Linked DNA regions of Homo sapiens: region 1 is linked to region 2. A link is an interaction called in ENCODE POLR2A ChIA-PET data of the cell type or tissue named here. Cell type or tissue: PC-3. All regions are shown on one strand. Each heading gives the region's core, and the rest is flanking DNA. Links, peaks and the distances in the headings are about the cores only.

Evidence for each region. Peaks named below come from ENCODE experiments on the same cell type or tissue, not always from the same donor. Only the 100,000 strongest peaks of a DNase experiment are listed, where the experiment ranks them.
Region 1: POLR2A ChIA-PET joins it to region 2 with 7 read pairs; 5 of 35 experiments call an interaction of 5 or more read pairs at or near these places.

The regions. Positions count from the first base shown.
Region 1 is chr7:27,165,808-27,169,671 of GRCh38, forward strand. The region is part of intron 1 of HOXA10-HOXA9 (HOXA10-HOXA9 readthrough); the gene reads right to left. It overlaps HOXA10-AS (HOXA10 antisense RNA), which reads left to right and starts at 3,092. Exons shown (of 3, transcript NR_046609.1): 1 at 3,092-3,186; 2 at 3,500-3,864. It overlaps MIR196B (microRNA 196b), which reads right to left and starts at 3,756; the gene lies at 3,673-3,756. RefSeq lists enhancers at 1-20, 869-1,587, 2,777-3,367, 3,368-3,864. In PC-3, for the core only: a CTCF peak has its summit at 2,792; DNase peaks (open chromatin) are centred at 1,464, 2,364 and 2,764; H3K4me3 peaks cover 2,500 bases; H3K27ac peaks cover 2,500 bases.
Region 2 is chr7:26,831,033-26,834,896 of GRCh38, forward strand. All of the region lies in intron 4 of SKAP2 (src kinase associated phosphoprotein 2), which reads right to left. The region is part of intron 2 of LOC124901606 (a long non-coding RNA gene); the gene reads left to right. Among named protein-coding and RNA genes, the nearest start is that of SKAP2, 32 kb to the right of the region's middle. In PC-3, for the core only: no CTCF peak of the experiment used is centred there; no DNase peak of the experiment used is centred there.

The sequences.
Region 1 (3,864 bases), core at 492-2,991, 330 kb after region 2:
CCCCCCCATACACACACTTCTTAAGCGGACTATTTTATATCACAATTAATCACGCCATCAAGAAGGCGCGGGTCCCGCGTGCGAGTGCGGCCAGCGGAGCCCCTCACATAAAATTAGACAATAATTGAAGCCATAAAAAAGCAGCCAAATCGCATTGTCGCTCTACTGTATTTAAATCTATATTTATGATATTTCATAAGGAGTTATTGTTTCAGAAGCCACACAGGCTGGCGGGAAGTCGGAAACGACCAACAGATTCGTTTGCCTCGCCGTGGCTCCCAGCTGTAAAAATTTACGAGGACTTGGAAAGGTTAGACTGTTGTGTTTGGTTGGCGAGCTCCCTGTAAATAATCCCTGCGGTCCCCGGGAGAGGCGAGTTTACCCGCGGCCGCCCTCGAAAAGTCAAATTCAACGCAGGATCCGTCCCAAACGGAGCCGCCGCCGGCCCTACCAGGGCACTCCAGGCAGGGACCGGCCGCTCAGGGAGTACCGCGGGTGTAGGTCCCCACAGCTACCCGCCTGGAGCGAGGGGCGCCCGGGCAACCCTTAAATTCGCCTTTGCTACGAGGACCCCACGGAGGAGCTGGCCAGGAGGGAGCGGCCAGCCGCCACCAGGGCGAAGGTTTTGAGGGCCTGGTTGGTTGTGCGGCGCGCTCGGTCCCCGGCCCTCGACCCCACGCACACGCGCGCCCAGCCCGCCTTTCTCATCAGCTGGCAATCAGGATTCCCAGGCGCAGGCGGCTGGCGACCCAGCCCTGTGCTCCAGCCTCAGAGGCTCTAACCATGAGCGCTGCAAGCCTGGTTGCGCTCCGTGAATCCCAGCTGGGGAAAAAACTACAAGTGGCATGAATGGAAGGCAAGTTCGGTTTGGGAAAAGGCAGCCTCGCCTAAGAGACCCCGCAGCTCCGGAACCTGGGAGGCCCGCACCGATGTGGCCTGTCCCGGGGCCGCGTGAGCCTTTCAGGGCTCCTTCCTCCCTTTCCAGCTGCTACTCCGGGCCTCGCCTTGGTTACCTACGGGGCCCGGAGACTCGGCGGAGAGGTACAAGGCCCAAAGAGAGGCAGCCACAGCTCAAGGCCAGGGCTGGAAATTAGAACGGGGAGGGGTAAAAGGGCATCGACTCCAGTCCCATTCCTGGGCCTGGCCACGTTGGGGAAGTTTATTTCTCACCCGTTGGGGGTAAATTAAAAGGTCGCCGCCACTCCGTTAATTGGAAGGAAACTCCCCCTGCCCCCAATTCCTAACAGAAAGCAGCGACTCCTAGAACAGGGGTAATCAAATTCACGTGTGGATACTGTGCCTGCAACAGTGTGTTTTTCATTAGCCCACTTCCCTGGCGGCGAGGCTGGCGGCCTCGGGCGCTTCCATCTCTCTCTCTCTCTTTTGCCTTCATCCTCACCAGCAGTTCCAGTAATCCCCCCCTCAAACACCCTGACACACTTCCGGCTGGGACTCCCAAATACCAGCGAGGCTGCCAAGCCGCGCGGATACCGACTGGGTGCCCCTTCCTGCACCCGCGCCTGGAAGAGGGAAGTGGCCGACACAATGAACTCCGAAATGGCCCCGTCCTGTCCGCCTCATCTCCCTCCCCCTAATATTTTCCTTGCCCCATAAATTCCTCTAGGTCATGCCCACCCCCACCACAGTCCACCGTGTCCTAAATACCCCGCAGTCCGCCAGGCCTCTGAGATTTTCATTTAAAAAATTAACCCTGGAGGAAACCCTGGCTCCCAATTTTAAGTGTCTGCAAATGGGCTGGGCATGTCTGGATGCCTTTTCCACGTTTTATGCCTGAGAAGACACTGATTATTTCAGTATTTTTTAAGTAAAAAAGCTGTTCCTTTAAACAGCCTTAGCCCCAAAATAAGAGAGTTACTGAACAATTAGCAGGCGTTGAGTGTTAAGCAGATGTTACTGGTGCCTAGAAAGCGGAGAAAAATCAGAAAACCAAATATTGTCTTCCTTCAGCCCAAAGGTTTGGAGCCAGAATAGTCTGACTTTTTTGTCTGCTTTTATTTTCGAAGTGAAAGAGATTGCGTATGCATAAAGAAATAATAAATGAGTATAATTTAAAGCGGCCCCTTCTCGACTGAGATTTCTGAAACTGTGATCTCTGAAATAAATCCAATGCCCTGGTCCAGAAAATGGCAGGGAGGAGTTGAAGGGAATGGGGTGTGTGGTCCTTTCAGACAGCAGGTCGGTGGCTGTGCAACGAAAGAGTTCCTGGGCCTCCAGTCCAGGCAGGGAAAGGAAACAGCTTTGTGGGCACGAATCTGTAACTGTGTGTGTTGGGAGTAGGGAGAGATAGTTTGTTTTCTGTTTTCTGTAGGGAAAATGGTCAGACTGGCTCCCATCTGTAGACTACAATTTGGAACGATGACTCAAGTTTATATCAATGGCTCTGGAATTTGGGATTCTTTTTGCCCATTTAAAACATACTGGCTCTTGGAAGGGTCCCCTTCTCCAGCACCCAGCTGCACAAAGGTGCTGTATGGAACATATTTTGTACCTAATGGAAGCCACTAGTAAGCAAGCAGTCAAGCTTTGCCCTAGCCAGTCTCCCTCAATGCGGTCAAACCCCAAGCTGTGACCGGCAGGCCGGGAAGAGCCAGCTAAGAGCTTCCCAGCGAATGGCCAGGCTCCAGCGAGGCTGGTTGGGCCTCAGCTCCAGTCCCCAGTGAGGCTGGCGAAGGCCTCCCTGCCCTCGATATGGGCACACAAAGCTGCAGCGAATGTCCCCTAATCAGATCTCCTAGTCAGCCGTTAGCGACAGGCGAAGAAACGCAAGGCTGCCGCCATCCGGTCGTGATCATAACCGAGGCCTTGTCTGCAGAGTAACACACCAGGCCCAAACCCACCGCCCTCGGCAGCCGCCCCACGCGGGCCCTTCCTCGGCAGACTTCCCAACCTCTACTTGAGCCGCAGAGGAAAGTGAGACCCCCTAGGCTCTCCTGAAGCCAGCTCTGGGCCCCTCCCCAAGGATGCTTTGGGAAGGAGATAAGGAGGTGAGATAGAATCTGGCAGAGACGGAAGATGAAAAAAAGACCAACGGAAGAAAAGAAAGCAGGAAGGAGCAAAGGAAAGAAGAAAAAAAGAAAGAAGAGATAAAAGAGGAAGGGAAGACAGGGAAAAGAAGGAAGAAAAGAGAGGCGACTCCTAGCAGCGGCCGAGCTTACAGAGAGAAGGGTAAGTGACAAGGCCAGGATCCCAGCCTGCCCTATCCTTCCTAGTCCAGCCTGAGTCTCCACTGGAAGGAGGTTCTTTCCTGAGCTCACACCCGGGACTGGTGTGTGTGTGTGTGTGTGTGTGTGTGTGTGTGTGTGTGTTCCAGCCTTACAAGAGAATGGCAGGAGGTCCCTGGGCAGGCGCAGGCCTCCAGTGGGAGGCTCAGGATGGAAGCGGGCGCCCCTGACCTTGAATGGCCCAAAGCCCAGAATTCCTACCACGCCCCCGGCGTCCGCGAAGGAGCAGCCAACCTAACCCTACCTGCTGTGACCAGGTGGAGGTGTGTGGTGGAAGGGGAAAGCCGGCCGGCTGGCAAAGCGCTGCGGAGAAAGACACGAGGCTCCTGAGCAGGGAAAGCCGAGGTTGCCACCGCAGGCCTGGCACGACCAGGGCCGTGATGCCCCGCCCGGCCCGACCCCCGCGCGCAGAGGTACCTGGAGACGATTTCAACTGAAGTAATGAAGGCAGTGTCGTGCTGTCGAGAGAAAGGTGGATCCCAACAACAGGAAACTACCTAAATCACCGACCAGTTCTGGTGCTGCCCGCGAAGGGCTGCCTCGCCCGCCGCCGCCGCCGCCTCCGCCGCTGCCGCCGCCGCCAAGGAGAGAACCCTGCCATCGCGCCTGGCCCGGCCCAGCC
Region 2 (3,864 bases), core at 663-3,162:
TCCTAATAATTTGGGACCATTTTTTCCCCACTTATTTTCATATATAGCTTCATAAGTGATCTTCTAATGCAGTCCAAACTCATTCAAATGTTCTTAAAAGTTTGTAAATTTTTAGTCACTAGCTATCAAGCTCATGTATCAAACACAGTGACTCCTTCCCAAGGCTCATGATGCCTATGTATAAAATTTTTCCAGGTATAAAATTTCTTTATTCTTACATGCTCATTACTCAAAAGAAAGAAGCCAAGGCACAAAGAAGTACAAGGGTTCAAGAAAAAGGCATGATATATTTGCTATAGCAAATTTAACCACTAACAGTTTTCAACACAGAATACCCTGTTGAAAAAATGATTGTGTATATGGAATCCCTAAAACTTCCAACTGCAAATCCTACAAAATTCATCTTAGCCAGTAAAACATATGAGCTATATAGTATAGAAGTTAGACAACACTCACAAACAGTTGTGTCTAACACAAAAAGGAAAATTTATTTAAGATAATCCCTAAAATTGACTGGATAACAATAGTAACTCACATTTAATATGTCTTTACTATGGGTCAGGAAGTATTCTAAACTTTTTATATACCTTATCCTACTCAATCCTAAGAATAACCATAGGTTATAGATACTATTATTATCCTTAATTTGACAGATGAGAAGACTCTGAAAAGTTAAGAAATTTGCTGGAGGTCACAGAGACAGGCAATGAAGTATTTGAACCCAGGCAGTATGTTCTTAACTACTATGTTTCATTTTTAGAGTGACTAAGGTATGTCCTATCCCATACCTTAGTCACTCTAAAATAAATACCTGAAGCCAGAGCCAAAACTTTTCACATGCCACCCTTGTCAATCCTCATCTCCCATTCTCCAACCTTTCTCAGTCATGTTAGTCTTTCCACAGTTCATCAAACTATGGTCATTTCCAGCTCCGTTTCCCCTTGTCCCTCATTCCCTTAACTTATGTAGAAAGTATTCTTCCTTCCATTCTCTACTAATTAAATTTCTATCCACCCTTACTAAATTCTAGTTCAAACTCCAACTTCTTCCATAAAACATCTAACCACTGACACCAGTTGGCAATAGCTTCTTCCTTCTTTAACCTCTTAGAGTATTTATGGTCAATGCCACACATTTCTGCAACTGAATAAAGTTGGTAAGGTTTCCAACTATTAGATATGCATACCTTTTACCCAAAACAACACTGTAGTCCTTTTACAGGAAAGAACAGTTCCTTTCTATTGCTTATAGCATCTTGGTTCTTCTAGAAATCTAGTATTCACTCTAAGTGACTATATCTAAGGCTTGACTGACATACTTATTTGGACTACCTTTGACTGGTAGCCAGGGAGCTACTTCTTCCAATGATTCTAATAGACTAGTTATGAAAAAGTTTTAGGATACAGCAGCCTCTTGGTGTCATTAAAAAGGAAGCATAGACTAAGCATCAACCTTTCCTCCTAAAGTTTCCTTGAAATTCCTTTTGTTTGTTTTTAAAGAATAAAGCCTTGAGCCAGGCATGCTGGTGCATGCCTGTAGTCTCAGCTGAGGCAGGAGGATCACTTGAGCCTAGGAGTTCAAGGCCAGCCTGAGCAACACAGCAAGACCCCATCTCTAAAAAAGAAAAAAAGAAGAAAGCTTTAATAAAACTGGTAATCAAGAAAAGGTAAAGAAAGTGGACCAAAATTTTTGAGTAATTCCTTGCAACTGGAAAGCAGATGAGACTGGAGTAATGAAGACACAGCAGAGGACACCTAAGCCCAGGAGGATACCAAGGAGAATAAGTGCTAGTTTTCACAAAGAGAAGACTCAGAGATGCTACAAGCAAAGATACAGGATGATGAAGAACTCATTAAAGAACTGTAATCAAAGCAGCTAGAACCCTTGGGTCCATCCTCAAAAGCAGCTGGCAGTAAAGGCTTGTGTATTCGGGCTAAATCCCAAACTCCACTCTCTCATTCTCTAAGCAAGCGAACTAGCTCCCAAAGAAGCCTTCTCCATGAGCATTGCAACCAAGAGAGAAGCTGAGCAGTGTGTCAGATAACTCTAGACTCCCTACCACCCCAGCACCAAAAAAGTATGCAGAGGGTCAAAAATCTGTAACTAGGAATTAAAAGACACAAACTGTGAGGCGGGCGGATCACAAGGTCAGGGGATCGAGACCATCCTGGCTAACACGGTGAAACCCATCTCTACTAAAAACACAAAAAAAAATTAGCCAGGAGTGGTGGCAGGCACCTGTAGTCCCAGCTACTCAGGAGGCTGAGGCAGGAGAATGGAGTGAACCCAGGAGGCAGAGCTTGCAGTGAGCTGAGATCGCGCCACTGCACCCCAGCCTGGGTGACAAAGAGCAAGACTCCGTCTCAAAAAAAAAAAAAAAAGACACAGACTGGCAGATTGGATAAAGAGTCAACACCCATAGGTGTGCTGTATTCAGGAGACCCATCTGACGTGCAAAGACATACAAAGGGTCAAAATAAAGGGATGGAGGAATATTTACCAAGCAAATGGAAAGCAATAAAAAGCAGGGGTTGCAATCCTAGTCTCTGATAAAACAGACATTAAAACAACAAAGATCAAAAGAGACAAAGAAGGGCATTACATAATGGTAAAGACATCAATGCAACAAGAAGAGCTAACTATCCTAAATATATATGCACCCAATACAGGAGCACCCAGATTCATAAAGCAGGTTCTCAGAGACCCACAAAGAGACTTAGACTCCCACACAATGATACCGGTCAATATTAGATCAACGAGACAGAAAATTAACAAGGATATTCAGGACTTGAGCTCAGCACTGGACCAAGCAGACCTAACAGACATCTACAGAACTCTCCACCCCAAATCAACAGAATATACATTCTTCTCAGCACCACATTGCACTTATTCTAAAATTGACCACATAATTGGAAGTAAAACACTCCTCAGCAAATGCAAAAGAACAGAAATCATAACAGTATCTCAGACCACAGTGCAAGTAAATTAGAACTCAGGATTAAGAAACTCACTCAACACCGCACAACTACATGGAAACTGAACAACCTGCTCCTGAATCACTACTGGGTAAATAACGAAATTAAGGCAGAAATAAATAAGTTCTTTGAAACCAATGAGAACAAAGACACAATGTACCAGAATCTCTGGGACACAGCTAAAGCAGTGTTTAGAGGAAATTTATAGCACTAAATCACCATAAGAGAAAGCAGAAAAGATCTAAAATTGACAACCTAACATCACATCTAAAAGAACTAGAGAAGCAAGAGCAAACAAATTCAAAAGCTAGCAGAAGACAAGAAATAACTAAGATCAGAGCAGAACTGAAGGAGATAGAGACACAAAAAAACCCTTCAAAAAATCAATGAATTCAGGAGCTGGTGTTTTGAAAAGATCAAGAAAATAGATAGACCACTAACCAGACTAATAAAGAAGAAAAGAGAGAAGAATCAAATAGACTCAATAAAAAATGATGAAGGGGATATCACAACTGATCCCACAGAAATACAAACTACCATCAGAAAATACTATAAACACCTCTATGCAAATAAACTAGAAAATCTAAAAGAAATGGATGAATTCCTGGACGCATACACCCTCCCAAGGCTAAACCAGGAAGAAGTCAAATCTCTGAATAGACCCATAACAAGTTCTGAAATTGAGGCAGTAATTAACAGCCTACCAACCAAAAAAGGCCCAGGACCAGACGGATTCACAGCCGAATTCTACCAGAGGTACAAAGAGGATCTGGTACCATTCCTTCTGAAACTATTCCAAACAACAGAAAAAGAGGGACTCCTCCCTAACACATTTTATGAGGCCAGCATCATCCTGATACCAAAACCTGGCAGGGACACAACAAAAAAA